Regions from separate parts of the Homo sapiens genome. Here region 2 is linked to region 1. A link is a loop called in an ENCODE intact Hi-C map of the cell type or tissue named here. Cell type or tissue: Panc1. All regions are shown on one strand.

Region 1 (8,000 bases):
AGGTTGAGAGCTGATGCCTTAAGCAAGGCTTGCTTTAGCTGGTCAAAGGCCTTTTGAGCTTCAGGTTCCAAGGTTAAAAGATGAGTTTTAGTTCCCTTAGTTACTTTTATGAGATTATATAATAAATGGGTTATTTCACCATACCCAGGTATCCATAGTCTGCAAAATCCTGTAATGCCCAAAAATCCTCTTAGTTGCTTGAGGGTTTTGGAGAGGAGGAAGGAGGAAATAGGCTTAATCCTTTCTTCCCCTAATGTTCCAATCCCCTCAGACAGCACTAAACCTAGGTGCTTCGCTGAGGCTTGACAAAGCTGGGCCCTGGGTTTTGAAACCTTATATCCTCTATTACTAAGAAGTTAAGGAGAGCTTCAGTGCCTTCCTGAGAAGCTTCCTCAGTTGGGGCACAGAGCAGAGTAACAACAACATCCTGCAAGACCCTAACTTGAGGATGCGAAAACTCAGAGAGGTCTTTTGACAGTGCCTGTTCAAACACATTCCTGAGGAAGCACTGTCCATGTTAATTGGGCAGTTTGGCCAGAGGGATCTTCGAAGGCAAAGAGGTATTGAGAGTCAGAATGTAACCGTATGCAGAAAAAGGCATCCTTTAAATCTAGAACTGTAAACCATTTAGTTCCCTCAGATATGTGAATTAACGGGGTATAGGGATTAAATACCACTGGGTGGATTGGAACTACAGCTTCTTTAATGAGGCGGAACTAGTCCTGAACTAGTCTCCATTCCCCATTGGCTTTCTGCACTCCTAATATTGGGGTGTTTCAGGGGCTACTATAGGGTTTGAGGAGGCCCTGCATCTTTAGGTTATTAATAATAACTTCTAACCCTTTCCTAGCCTCTGGCCTTAGGGGATACTGCCTCTGATTAGGAAAAGAAGTAGGATTCTTAAGATGGATCTGGACTGGTCTAGCAGTTATAGCTTGACCTATTCTTCCTTGAGTTGCCCACATTTCTGGATTAATATTAGCTTCCATCAGGAGGGGACAAAGAGTTTGTCCTGGGGCTATAAGGATGCTTGCCCCTGTGTGAACAAGAATATCTCTACCCAATAAAAGAGTGAGACTTTCAGGCATGATTAAAAAGCCATTTGTAAATAATAGGCCCCCATCTTCAGCTAACAGATTGAGAAAAATATCAGGTTAGAGTTTTTCCTGAGACACCCCTCACAGTCTTGCTATGGGAAGAGGGGAGGCCTGGATTACAGAGAAGAGAGAGGCTGATTCCAGTATCCCTAAGGGATCTACCTTCCTTCCTTCAATTTCCAGAATCAGCCAGGGCTCCTGTGTGGTAATGGCAGTCTGAGCCCCAGCTGAAGCTGGGGGATTGAGCCCCGGGACCCATCAGTCCTGCTGGACCATCTGCAAGACAGGTCCTGAACCCAGTGAGCTCTGTTTCCAGGGGCAGTTTGATCTCCAGTGGTCTCTGCCATGGGCTGGACAGGGTTGAGGTGGCTTGTTCTTTCTGCCTGGGCATTCCTTCTTAAAATGCCCTGACTTTCCACATTAATAACAGCTGGTAGATGCACCTTGGAGATCCTGGACTTTGCAAGCTTGCAAGGCTGCTAATAGAGGCTCTGTCCTTCTCTTGTGTTTCCTCTCCTTTTCTTGGGCCTCCTCCTGATCCCTATTGTAAAAGGCTGAAGTGGCTATTCTCAGGAGGTTCTTTAGGGTGCTATCTGGTCCTATAGCTTACTTCTGCAGTTTCCTTCTAATGTTGGAAGCTGCCTGTGTAATAAACTTCTCCTTCAGGATGAGCTGTCCCTTGACTGAATCAGAGGATAAAGAGGCATGTCTTATTAGTGCCTCTCTCCACCTTTCCATAAAGGCTGTGGGTTTCTCATCTGGTTTTTGGTCTATCATGGACAGTTTAGAGTAATTAAGAGGTTTAGCCCTGGTTTATCGTAGGCCCTCTAATATGCACATTTAAAAGTGCTTTCTTTTCCATTTATCTGCTGAGTTATTGAGGTTCCAATCAGGGTTGTCTACTTGAACTGCTTCTCTTCCTAGTGGGAATGGAGTTTCCATTACTTCTTCACCTTCCCTATCTCCTTTTTTTCTCTTTGGTCTGCCATAGGAGATGTTGTTCATCTTCATATTTTTCTGCTGCCTGCAGAACTGCTTGCTTTTCAGCTTCAGTGAGGCCTGACTTAGGAGCAACATAACATCCCTCCATGTGAGGTCAAACACCTGAGTTAAATTTTGGAAAATTTCTATATATTTATTGGGGTCATCAGAAAATCTGCTTAAGTCTCCCTTTAATTGCTTAAGGTCCTGTAATGAGAAGGGAACGTGAACCCTCATGGCACGATTTTCATCAGGCACTTCCTGCAGAGATAAGAATGAAGTGGGGAAAGTGGGTAATACTGGAGATGGTGGACCTGGAGGACCTGATGGTATGATTGGAGGGGCTTCTGGATGAGGGGAACTGAGTTGAGACATTCAATAGCTGTCTCAGATTGCTCCTCTGGAATCTGCTTTAGCTCTGGGGGACTATTCCTTGTGGGCTTGCCTGTCATGCTGCTAAAAGAACTGGGTCAATTGTACAAAGCTTGTAAAGGTCTGGGTCGTCTCGCAGGGCAAAGAAAGCCTGTACATTGGGTATCTCAGACCATTTGTCCTTCCATCTGCAGAAAATATCTAATTGTTGGACAGTATTAAAATGAAGGCTCCCCCCAGCAGGCCAGGTTTGTCTGTCTTAAAGATGGTAAGAAGGCCATGCCCTTATGCCATAGAATATGAGGTGCTCTTTCTACAAAGTCTCAGGGTTGAAGCAGTCCCAGTGCTTTAGAATATACTCCAGGGGAGTACATGCTGAACATGATCTGTTACCCATCTAGAAAGAGAAGTGAGAAAAAGGTGTCTCTTTTGTCTCCTTCCTCTCTCTGTATAACCCAGAGTGGAGAAGAAGACAGTGGGAGCGTCCCCCCAACTGTTTTCCTTCCTTGGTTCCTGGGTCCCAGCACCCTGTTAAATGTGCTGCCCATGGTTGTATGTGTGACCCTCCAAGCCATGGCACCAAAGAAACCAAGCAACTGGGGCTAGTCATGCTCATTCAAGTAGCTCTAGTCCTCTGCCTGTGATTTCCCTTTGACTTCCTAGACTTGTGTGACCTGTGTGCCTCCCTTAAAAAAAATTGACCTTGGGAAAGATTATATAAAAGGCAAGTGTCCTTTAATGGAGGGAATGTGCTAGATTGCCTGCTACTATGGCCCGTGTTAAAGCCTTAACCCTTAGAAAAATGGTTCTGGTTAACTTTCAGACTTAAAATCCCCTTACTAATTAAGGACTGTCTTATTGGAGACAGAATAGTTTCCTTAAAGGGATGTGGGGGCCTAATCGTGACTTTCCTGTTGATGGGACAGGATCAGGACTCAAATTTGGCTGCAGAGGACAATTTACTCCTAATTGTTGAAGGCAGAATTTTCCTGTTCACAGAAGCAGCATAAAGCCTGGTTTCCAGTAGGAAGGGGCAAAAAGGAAAAATTAGGAAGCTGCGGTGGACTGTAGCGGACAAGCAATGCGTCTTATGAAGAGGGTGTCTATTTCCACTAGGTGGCGCTGTTGGCTTAGGAATACTATGTGCCACCAGCAGCATAGTAGGGACTCATCTCACAACCGGGGTTTCAGAGACCTCTGTTCCTAGAAGATTGCAACAGCATTTTCCTGAGCTATAGCCCCGGTTATTACAGCATTTCCTGATCTTGCCTAACAGGATTACTTCCCTAGGCTGTAAAAATTCCCACACATTCGACACACAAAGAGAATAAGAGGCATAGCGACCGTGGATAGAAACAGAAAAAAAGTTTTGCGACAGGATAACTGGGGATCTTTTACCAACACCTGGGCAGGCTGCTGGAGGCTGAGTCCGGTCCAGAAGCTTTTGAATAACACTAGGAAATGCCCTGGCCAGAAATTCTCAGTTGCTTCAGAACTTTTCCCCGCCTTATGCAATGGCTAATTTTCCCCATGAACAGAAAAGCTGGTTTGAAGCACGGCCAACATTCCCAATGACCCAGGGTATTGGAGGGAGGGGGGTCTTCATGTTCTCCCCAGCAAGGCTGACATGCGAGTCTTTAAGAATGGCAGCCACACTAAGCATATCTAGATGGTTGACAGATGCTGTTATTGATTTGATTTGATTTTAAAATGGAAGCCAAGAGCCTCGGAATGAAAGGACAGGTTTTGAGTTTGCTCTTCTGCTCACCAACCCCAATGGATATTGTACCTTGGTTTCCCAGCCAACGCACCAAAAATGATATGGGTCTGTTGTCTGGAGAAACACCCAAGGTCCTTGTTCTCGCACGGAGAAAATTAGCGACACGGATACACGTGGAGTGGTTTAAGGAGTGGAATGTTTAATAGGCAAGAAAGAAGAAAACAGCTCCCTCATACAGAGGGAGGAGGGCTCCAAATGGAAAACCCCACATGTAGCAGAAAGCAGTCGGTTATATTGGGAGGCTGGACGACGTGGTGTTTGGTTTGCATAGGAGCCAGGGGATTGGTTTGACCAGGTGTGTCATTCACATAGCCTGCAAAAAAGCCAGCTCTCCCACCCTAGCCTTTAAATATGCACATATGGCTACCTGGCTGGTCACCATGATGTTCTGCATACGTGGCAACAAAGAAAAAGTCACGGGAACCACCATATTGGTTGGACCTGGCTTCTAGCCACCAGCATTTGCATATCAATGCTTGCAGGTCTGGTTTTTCAGGCCACTTTCTGTTAGAAAAGAAATGTTTTGGGGCTTGCTTTTTTATTAAAAGAAAAAGCCTTACCAAGGACTCTTTTCCCCTCTCTTGCTGCCTAAAATAATTTCTTAATAACTCCTGTAATACTAGTGATTCTTCGATCAGGAATACAACTTTTCTATAATTTGTGATTTCAAACGTGTCAAGATGGCAGTGACATCATTTTTTCCCATGTGCTTTCTGCTTCTTCGCTTAGAAAATCAGTGGCAGATTTCTCCCAGTAAAGAAGACATATTATTTTAATGTTGCCAAATATTTTATAAATTATTCCCTGACTTATGCTCAAACAGTGACTATAGTTGAAACATCATCCTGCAATGAAGCTCAAAGTATACCAGTCTTACCTATGCGTTCAGAGCTTCAAACAGTTTTTAAAATCTCCGTCTTTAAACGTGAGAAGATAAGCAAGAATTAACAGTTGAAGAAGGCTTCTTTTGTGAAAGAAAAGTACTGGGAAAACAAAACAAAACAAAACAAAAACTGGAGGAGAGAGATAATATAAAAAAGAAAATGTTTAAAGCTTATCGTTGTCTTAAAAGAAGTTTCGTTAATTAAACAAAAAGAGCTTTCTGATTTTAAAATTACTGTAGGCCAGGCATAGCAGTTCGCACCTGTAATCCCAGCAATTTGGGAGGCCTAGGCAGGTGAATTACTTAAGCTCAGGAGTTCAAGACCAACCTGGGCAATATGGCAAAACCCCATCTCTACAAAAAATACAAAAATTAGCCAAGTATGGTGGCACATGTCTGTGGTCTCAGCCACTCAGGAGGCTGAGGTGGGAGGATGGCTTGAGCCTGGCAGACAGAGGTTGCAGTGAGCCTAGATCACATCACTGCACTCCAGCCCAGGGACAGAGCGAAACCCTGTCTCAATAAATAAATAAACAAACAAACAAATAAAATTACTATGGAGCTATAGAAATCAAAATAGTGTGGTACTGACATAAAGATAGGCCTATAAATAAGGTAATGGAACTGAGAGTCCAGAAGTAAAGCCTTCTAATTGTGTCAACTTTTTCTTCAAAAAATTTGCCAGGCCAATTCAATGAGAAAGGACAGTCTTTTCCACAACTAATTTTAGGACTATTGAATATCCAACATGCAGAAAGGATAAATTTAGGCCTTTATCTCAAACTATGCACACAAATTGACTCAATATGGATCAAAGATCTAAATGTAAGAGCTAAAACTGTAAAACTTTTAGAAGAAAATGCAGGAGAAAATCTTTTTGACCTTGGCTAGTCAATAATTTCTTAAATATAACATTGAGACCACAATCCATTAAAATAAATAAACTATAGTCAAATTGGTCATCAAAATTAGAATCTTGGGTACTTCTAAAGAAATAGCTGACAGAATGAAAAGATAATCCACAGACTGGAAGAAAATATTTGCAATATGTTTCTGATAAGGCATTTACATCCAGAATATGTAAAGAACCAAATAGATGACAACAAGCTCAATAAAAACTTAAACAAAAAAATTAAATAGACAATTTACAAAAAAGAATAAAAAGACTCATCAGCACATGTAAAGACATTCAACATCATTAATTATTAGGTAAGTACCCTTTAAAACTATAGTAAGATACCAGTTCATTCGCATTTGAATAACTATAAACATAAAAGACAGACAAAAATAACAAAAGTTGGTAGGGAAATGGAGAAACTTCATATATTGCTGATGGAAATGTAAAATGATACAGGCAGTCAGAAAATAGTTTGGCAGCTTCTTAAAAACTTAAACATGAACTTACTATGTGACCTAATAGTTTCTCTCCTAAATACCTACCCAAGAGAAGTGAAAGTTATTTCCACAGAAAGACTTACATCTCAAAGTTCATAGAAGCATTCACAGGAGCCTAAATATAGAAACCATTCAAATGTTCATTAACTTATAAATGAATAAACAAAAATTGGTATATCCATTGAGTGAAATATTAGTCAACAATAAAAAAATGAACATATGTCATAATATGGATAAAATTATAAAAGCATTATACTGAGCAAAAGAAGCCAGATCAAATGATCACATATTATTAGATCCCACTTATATGAAATTTTCAGAAAAGAAAAATCTGTAGAGACAGAAAATAGGTTTGTGATTAACTAGCTCTTGGGGTGGGAATGGAGAATCATCAAAAGTAGTTGCTTCTGTGATGAGAATGATAGAGCTTAACCACTGAATGTTTTCTAAAGCTTTGAAATTCTATTTCTTTCAAATTGATATGCATGTATTATTTTGACAAAAAGTATGTAAACATAGATATCCGTTTTAAAAAGTAGAGTATGGAAATTGAAGGAATAACTTCACAGTGGAGAATTGTGGCAAACACAAACTTGGTTTGATGGTGAAGGTTAACATCATCAATGGTCAGTCATGTTGATAGCTTGCACCTGGATCTACTGTGTTGACAACACTTTGCTCATGTATTCTTCCTCTGCAAAACCCATTACCCTAGTCTACCCTTGAGGAAAAGATCAGCCAATCCCAATTGAAGAACAGTCTACAAAATACTTGATCAGTAATCCTCAAAATGGTTAAATTAAAAAAAAAAATCAGGAAAGTCTGAGAAATTGTCACAGACCAGAGTAGGCTAAGGATACGTGATGACTAAATGCAATATGGTATCCAGCATGGGATTCTGGAATCTTAGAGGAAAATAGTGATAAGTTGAATAAGTTGTTCAGTGTCATTACTAGTAATGTGTCAATATTGGTTTCTTTGTTTTGATAAACGTACCATGATAATCTAAGATATTAACATAGAGGAGACAGGATGAGGGGTATAAAGGAATTCTCAGTATTATTTTTGTAATTTTTCTGTATATTTAATACTATTATAAAATTAAAAAGCTTATAGAAAAGAAAATGTATGTCTACAATGATGCTCACCTAATGTTGAAGATAGTTGTTTCTTGTGCAGTAGGAAATTGGCATCTTATGCTTGTTTTTCTTTTTAAAATTCTCTTTATTACATACATTCTTTATAATAATAATGTATTTTTTAAAATCATAGCATGATTTTTCTTATAAACAAAACTCAACAGCTATGATGCCCGGGTTTCTGGCTTGGAATACTAAATGGATGGTGATTATATTAGCTAGCTATTACTGCCCTGGCACTACATAACAAACCACTCAAAACTCAATGGCTTACATTGGGTATTGGTTTTCTGTAGTTTAATGAGTTGGCTCTGAATGGGTAGGCTGAGCACCAGGCAGTGGGTTAGGTTCAA
Region 2 (8,000 bases), 420 kb after region 1:
TTTTTTTTCTCCACTTTACCATTCCAAGAAAGATTCACTTAGTAAAAGCAGGGAGGAGGAACTACACCTGCTAGCTGTCACTCTGTTGAAATGCCATATTATGCAAGTGACTTACTGTTAATCTCTCAGATTCTCCTCTATCCAAAACCCCACCCTGACCCATTTTGTTTACAGAGAAGAGTGACGTATTTATTTTTTTAAATGTCCTGCAGACTTATATGAAGACAGAACTAACCAGAATTGTAGAGAAACTTATCAACCAGTACTCCAACAAAAACACAAAGTGAAAGGAAAAAAAAGTCAAAGAAATAGATATAGTGATGTCCCTGGTCCCTAAAATGAAGGCAAGATGGCATGACTATGCACCTGACCCAGACTTTTGGGAGGAACTCTGTCCCTGACTCTTACAGATCGAGCTCTGTGCTCAGCAGTGAATTGGCTTAAGCAAATAATTCTTTTTTTCTTCTAAAAAAAAATAAATAAAATAAATAAATAAATAAATAAACGGGATGTATGTGCAGAACGTGCAGGTTTGTTACATAGGTATGCATGTGCCATGGTGGTTTGCTGCACCTATTGACCTGTCCTCTAGTTCCCTCCCTTCACCTCTCACCCTCCACCCCCCAACAGGCCCTGGTGTGTGTTGTTCCCCTCTCTGTGTCCATGTGTTCACATTGTTCAGCTCCCACTTATAAGTGAGAACATGGCGGTGTTTGGTTTTCTGTTCCTGTGTTAGTTTGCTGAGAATGATGGCTTCCAGCGTCATCCATGTCCCTGTAAAGGACATGATCTCATTCCTTGTTATGACAGCATAGCATTCCATGGTGTATATGTACCACATTTTCTTTATCCAGTCTATCATTGATGGGCACTTGGGTTGGTTCCATGTCTTTGCTATTGTAAATAGTGCTGCAATAACATACGTGTGACTGTGTCTTTTTTTTTTTTTTTTTTTTCTTTTGAGACGGAGTCTCGCTCTTTCGCCCAGGCCGGACTGCAGTGGTGCGATCTCGGCTCACTGCAAGCTCCGCCTCCCGGGTTCATGCCATTCTTCTGCCTCAGCCTCCTGAGTAGCTGGGACTACAGGCTCCCACCACTGCGCCCGACTAATTTTTTGTATTTTTAGTAGAGACGGGGTTTCACCGTGTTAGCCAGGATGGTCTCGATCTCCTGACCTCATGATTCGCCCACCTTGGCCTCCCAAAGTGCTGGGATTACAGGCGTGAGCCACGGCGCCTGGCCGCATGTGTCTTTATAGTAGAATGATTTATAATCTTTTGAGTATATACCCAGTAATGGGATTAGTCAGTCAAATGGTATTTCTGGTTCTAGATCCTTGAGGAATCGCCACACTGTCTTCCACAATGGTTGAACTAATTTACATTCTCACCAACGGTATAAAAGCGTTCCTATTTCTCCACAGCCTCTCCTTCATCTATTGTTTCCTGACTTTTTAATAATTGCCATTCTGCCTGGCATGAGATAGTATCTCCTCGTAGTTTTGATTTGCATTTCTCTGATTATCAGTGATGTTGAGCTTTCTTTTATATGTTTGTTGGCTGCATAAATGTCTTCTTTTGAGAAGTGTCTGTTCATATCCTTTGCCCACTTTTTGATGGCATTGTTTGTTTGTTTTTTTTTTCCTAGTAAATTTGTTTAAGTTCCTTGTAAATTCTGGATATCAGACTTTTTGCAGATAAGTAAATTGCAAAAATTTTCTCCCATTCTGTAGGTTGCCTGTTCACTCTGATGATAGTTTCTTTTTTAAGCAAAGAATTCTAAGTTGACAGTTTTCATCCTCTAAAAGATTTCTTACCAAAGTATCATTAGGTTAAAATCTTCAGTACCACCATTAAACCAAAATCAAAGAAAGATTTTGTTTTGCTTATAGATAAATTTATGAATTTTAGTTCTTCTCCTCTCAGCTAAAAACAGGTTGTTATTGTTAGTTGATTTGTTACTCATTTTTCTTTGATTTCTCAGAAAAAGAAAACCTAATGCTGGGCTACAAAAAGTATATATGAGGTAAAAATTCTAGACTTCTTTTTATCTCTGTGGCATAGTTAGGATAGAAGTAGAAGACACTGGACATGATTTTGCTTAAAAGAATTTAGCACACTGAACAGTTGGATTAAATCCAATTTAAGAAAGAATCAGCTATAGAGAAATGAGTTGCTGAACATCCTAGAAAGAATCTGAGAGGTTTAGCATCCTTTGGCGATGGAAAATTTCCTAATACTCTCCTCCAAGAAAACAGAAAAAGGGAAGGTTTTAACTTCATAAATGAAATTTAACTCAAGATGACTGCCATTTTATTTTTACCTGGCCTAATAGGCACATACCCAGAGAGACAAAGAAAGTAAATAAGAAATGTATCCACATTAACTTCAGAGTAATTTAATAGCAAAATGCTAGCCTAGCAGTTCAAACTCAAATGAAGTTGGCATTTCCTTTACTTATTTCTGACAATTTTTCAAAATACAGCTTCTCCCAAATTAGATGTAGGAGAACAGAAAGCACTAGACTTCTCAAGCCTTTAGCTTAAAAGCAACAGAGTCATAAGTTCATTGGTTGCTGCAGACACCAGTGGAATGTCTTTTGTAAATATCTATTGGCTGACAGCTTTTTAACACTGCAACTAAAAGGGATCTGAGATTTTTAAAATAAGATGTTACTTTGCAATGCAGAAGGTAAATCTGACAGAAAGCAAATAATATTCTCAGCAAATGCAGTAGTGCAATGGACTAGCAAACGTATTAGCAAGTTAAAAAAAAAAAAAGTGTTTGAGGGCCCAGGAGCTTCACCTTTAGTAAATGACGCAAGACATAGACATACCCTTTAAAATTATGTTCACCTTAAAACCTCAGGTTTCGTCCAACACTCAGTCTCAATTCCTTACTGCAAAAAAACAATGTGACTTGAAAGACACAGTAACGGCCCTACACTACAAAGTGACATGTTTTAACCCAACAACCTAACTTTAAAGAGGAGGATCATGGTAGGGATATTTTCAAAAGATCTTAAATCAGAGCTCGAAATATATGTATCTTTTCTTTCTAAATCCAGCATACTATAATGTTCTCCTTCCTTTAAAATAACAAAGATTTTGTGCAGAATAGCAGAACAACTTTGCAAGCTTGATTAAAAGGCATATCAATTTCTAGGAATAGGTTTTATTTTTCAATCACATTTTCCTCTTCAAAAACCTTTATTAGAGTCTCAACTCTGTGTTCTGACCACATAATTTAGCAGAATGCTGCACTTCCCTAAGCCTATTTTCATCATTCAGTCGATTGTTCATCATGAATATAAATATAATCCATAGGCTTCAACAAAATGTGGTATACTTTTAGGACTACCTTAAAATAAAAGTTGTATAAATTGTCACTGAAAATTACACAGCCACATTACCTGTATTTCAAATTGTACTGATTACGTCTTTCATATACCCAACCCATTCAACAGAGATAATTAGATACCATAGGAAGCTCTAACATTATAAAATCAAAGAACTTAAGTCTCATTGTAAGCTGTGCCAACCAGGTCTGTGTTCCTAATGTTTATAAGGCATGGATGCCACCTACTGGCAAGCCTTAAAGATTGCAACATCTGACAAAAAGCCCTGACTTCATCCTTGCAACCATGTCAAAGTGTTCTATAGCCGAAATGCACCCGTTGTTAGGTGTACAGCTTGCCACTCTGGCTGTTAATATTTTTGTAAGGAGACCACACCAAAATAGTTTTGGCTTTTGTCATTATATCTCACATTGTAAATTCATCATATATGTATATAAATACATATGTTTGTTCATATATGTTTGGTTCACATTTTTTTTTAGAGACTATCCTCCTCTACTAGAATGTAATCTCAAGACCAGCAACATTCTACTGAACCTAGAACAGCGCCTGGCACTTTGTGAATATTCATCGTATAGTTGAATAAAAGAATAAATGAGCAGAATAATAATACGGTTTTAAGATAATAACGTATATTGGCTAGTAGCCAAAATTTCAAAAACAAAAAGACGTGAATCGAAACTGTGGCTCCCTTTTCTGTCTTCTATGACTTGGATTTTTGCCATATTTCTTAATTTCTTTAAGCGTTAGATTGCTCATCTACCAAATAGGCATAACATCAAGGTAGTTCAGACAATTGAAAGCACAAATATTTATACAGTATTTGGCACAGAGTAAGTGCATAATACTAAATATGATGATAATTATTATTCAATTTCACAATCTTGGGAATATAAAGTAGTACAGCCATTATGGAAAATAGTATGAAGTTTTCTCAAAAAACTACAAATAGAACTACTATGTAATTCAACACTCTCACTGATGGGTATATACTTTTTAAAAATCTATATATCAAGGATGGGCACGGTGGCTCATGTCTGTAATCCCAGCACTTTGGGAGCCAAAGGTGGGCGGGTCACTTAAGTCCAGGAGTTCAAGACCAGCCTGGGCAATATGGCAAAATCCCATTTCTACAAAAAATACAAAAAATTAGCCAGGCATGGTGGTGCATGCCTGTAGTCCCACTTACTCAGGAGGCTGATGTGGGAGGGTTGATTGAGCCCGGGAGGCATAGGTTACAGTGAGCCATGATCACACCACTGCATTCCAGCCTGGGCAACAGAGCGAGACCCTGTCTCGAAAAAAAAAAATCAGTATATCAAAAATATATTTGCATTTTCACATTTATTGCAGCACTATTCACGATAACCAAAATACAGAATGACCCTAAGTGTCCATCAACAGATGAATGGATAAAGAAAATGTGGTGTACCCACATGTTCTCACTCATAAGTGGGAGTTGAACAATGAGAACACATGGACACAGGGAGGGGAACAGTACGTACTGGGGCTTGCCATGGGGTGGGAGACAAGGAGAGGGAGAGCATTAGGACAAATACCTAATGCATGTGGAGCTTAAAACCTAGATGACGGGTTGATAGGTGCAGCAAACCACCATGGCACATGTATACCTATGTAACAAAGCTGCACATTCTGCACATGCATCCCAGAACTTAAAGTAAAATAAAAAATAAAAATAAACAAATGAAAAAAGAAAAAGAAAATGTGGTATACATACATGGTGGAATACTATTCAATCATAAAAAGGAATGAAATTCTGTCATTTGTAGCAACATGGATAGAACTGGAGCTCATTACGCTAGGTGAAATAAGCTAAGAACAGAAAGATAAATATCACATGTTCTCACTTCTATGTGGGAGCTAAAAAAAGTGGATCTCATGGAGGTAGACAGGGTTATTACCAGAGGCTGGGGGAAGGAAAGGGAGTAGGGAATGAAGAGGAGTTGGCTAATGGGTATAAAAATACAGCTAAATAGAAAGAATAAGTGATAATATTTGATGGTACAGTAGGGAAATTATAGTTAACAATAATTTATTGTATATTTCAAAATAGCTAGAATTGTAATGTTCTCAACACAAAAAAAGATAAATGTTTGAGATGATGAATGTCTCCATTACCCTGATTTGCTCATTACATATTAGATACATGTATCAAAATATCACTTGTATCCCCAAAATACGTACGACTATGATATATCGGTTGACAAACACAATAAATAAATAAAGTTTACAAGCTAAACACAAATGAGTTTTCTCAGAAACTTAGAGACATTAAGGAGCTTTATTATCAGGATGCGTGTCGAGAGCTCTTCCTTCTCCATCATCCTTGTCCTCATCTCCCAGTCTACATCTAATTTACAAAATCCTCCAATTCCACTACTCAGCCATAAAAAATAATGAAATCCTGTCTTTTGCAGCAATGTGGATGGAACTGCAAGGGAAACAAGTTAAATCTTAAGGAAACAAGTTAAATACTTCATGTTCTTATTTATAAGTTGGAGGTAAACTACATGTACACATGAACATACAAAGTGGAATAGACATTGGAGACTCCAAACGGTTGGAGGGTTGAAGGGGAAAGAGGAATGAGAAATGACATATAATTTCTCTATTATATATAACAGAAATTACACTATTTGGGTGATGGTAACACTGAAAGTTCAGATTTTGCCACTACACAATATATCCATTTAATAAAATGCACCTGTATCCCTTAAATCTATAAAAATTTTAAAAAACCTAAATCCTGCAGTTCCACCAAGTACTGGCTCTGAGTTGTTGTCCATAAAGCTTCAGCATTCAGAGAGTAACAGGTCCTTGGGGTTGTTAGCAGTTGTGGTGTGATATTTGAGTCACTATTCTAAAAATCTCTAACCACACTCTGAAGCACTTGGATAGTTCAGACCTCTCTGGAGGGTTTTGCAAGGGTTTTAATTTATATTACAGCTGATATTACATTTTGTTGCCTGCCAGGGAACCATTTTGTACTTCCAGGAAAATATCTACCCACAAGTGTTTCTGTTAGAATATTAGGCAAGCAACAGAACACCCATTGAAACTGACTTACACATTAAAGAGTCCTACTGTCTCATGTAAAATGAAGTCCTTTGGTAGTTTTGTTGCTAATCTGGCAGCATAAAAATATCAAGAAAAGCCTATGTTCTTTTCTCGTCATGCTCTGCTATCCACATTGTTGTTTCATCTTTAGGCTGGCTCTTTCTGTGTCTTTAGAATGTTTGCAGTAGAAATCTGTACTCACAGTGTTCTCATTCACATTCAGTGGGAGGGAGACAGAATGGTTCCCAGAAAGATCCTAGAGGAGAAAGGAGGATCTTTCCTATAAAGCCCTGACAAACCATTTCTCTCAACTCATTGGTCAAAATACTAAAACACCTCTTTTCTTGAATGGGCTGACTCTTAAGATTAAACTCATTGGCTTAGAGTCTTAGAAGATCCATCCCTGGAGACAAATGAGGTCAGCTTCCTCTGAGCCCCATGGGCTGCATGAAGGAGGGGAGGAGACCTGAATGAAATCCACGTATGTTAAAAAGGACATAATAGAGGGAGGACAGCTAAAATCTCCTATGCTAATGAGTGCATATAAATATAGTTGTCTGGTCTGAGAAAACAAACATCAGTACATTGAATTGTTCCTGATTTTTCTTTTAAAAGTCCCTAAAATAACTTCTTAAGGGAATACTTTCTAACAGTCCACATACAAAGAATCCAAGCCGAGCACGGTGGCTCACGCCTGTAATCCCAACACTATGGGAGGCCTAGGCAGGCAGATCACCTGAGGTCAGGAAATCGAGACCAGCCTGGCCAACATGGCAAAACCCCGTCTCTACTAAAAGTACAAAAATGAGCCGGCCGTGGTGGTGCATGCCTGTAATCCCAGCTACTAAGGAGGCTGAGGCAGAAGAATTGCTTGAACCCAGGAGGCAGAGGTTTTGGTGAGCTGAGATTGTGCCACCGCACTGCAGCCTGGGCAACAAGAGAGAGACTCCATCTCAAAAAAAAAAAAAAAAGAATCCAATATGCTTCAACAGAAATGTTACATGCTTAGGTCTATATTAACCTAAAACTTTCACTAAACATGATACAAATTTAACAACAGGTAGGCCAGGCTGCGGTGGCTCACACCCGTAATCCCAGAACTCTGGGAAGCCCAGGCAGGAGGACTGCTTGAGCCCAGGAGTTTGAAGCTGCAGTGAGCTATGACCACACCTCTGAACTCCAGCCTGGGCAACACAGTAAGAGCCTGTCTCAAATATATATGTATATACACACATACATATATATATATATATATACACACACACACACATATATATACACATACATATATGTACACACACACACACATATATATACACGCACATATATTTATATGACAACAGGAACATACAGTAAAACTCTCTCAATGTCTATCGTTTCTCTGGGTCTCAGTTTCCCCACCTATTAAACACAAGACAAAATCAATGGGTTCAAAGACCTTTCCCAACTTTACATTTTTGTCTGTGAATCCATGTGCACCTACATCACCAAGTGAATACACATAACAATTTGCACATGTTTTTATTCATCATTATATATAATCTCCTATTATATAGACTTTACTA

The links. A loop is a pair of places that touch in the nucleus more often than their neighbours do. Peaks named below come from ENCODE experiments on the same cell type or tissue, not always from the same donor. Only the 100,000 strongest peaks of a DNase experiment are listed, where the experiment ranks them.
Region 2: a loop joins it to region 1, with 9 times the contacts of the local background. A loop is called at or near these places in 36 of 110 quality-filtered maps.

What each region holds. Positions count from the first base shown.
Region 1 is chr3:176,510,858-176,518,857 of GRCh38, forward strand. MIR7977 (microRNA 7977) reads left to right here and starts at 4,246; the gene lies at 4,246-4,294. In Panc1, CTCF peaks have their summits at 3,538 (motif pointing right) and 3,744; a DNase peak (open chromatin) is centred at 3,584; H3K27ac peaks cover 730 bases.
Region 2 is chr3:176,935,616-176,943,615 of GRCh38, forward strand. No RefSeq gene overlaps it. Among named protein-coding and RNA genes, the nearest start is that of TBL1XR1-AS1, 98 kb to the right of the region's middle. In Panc1, CTCF peaks have their summits at 3,581 (motif pointing left) and 3,818; a DNase peak (open chromatin) is centred at 3,576.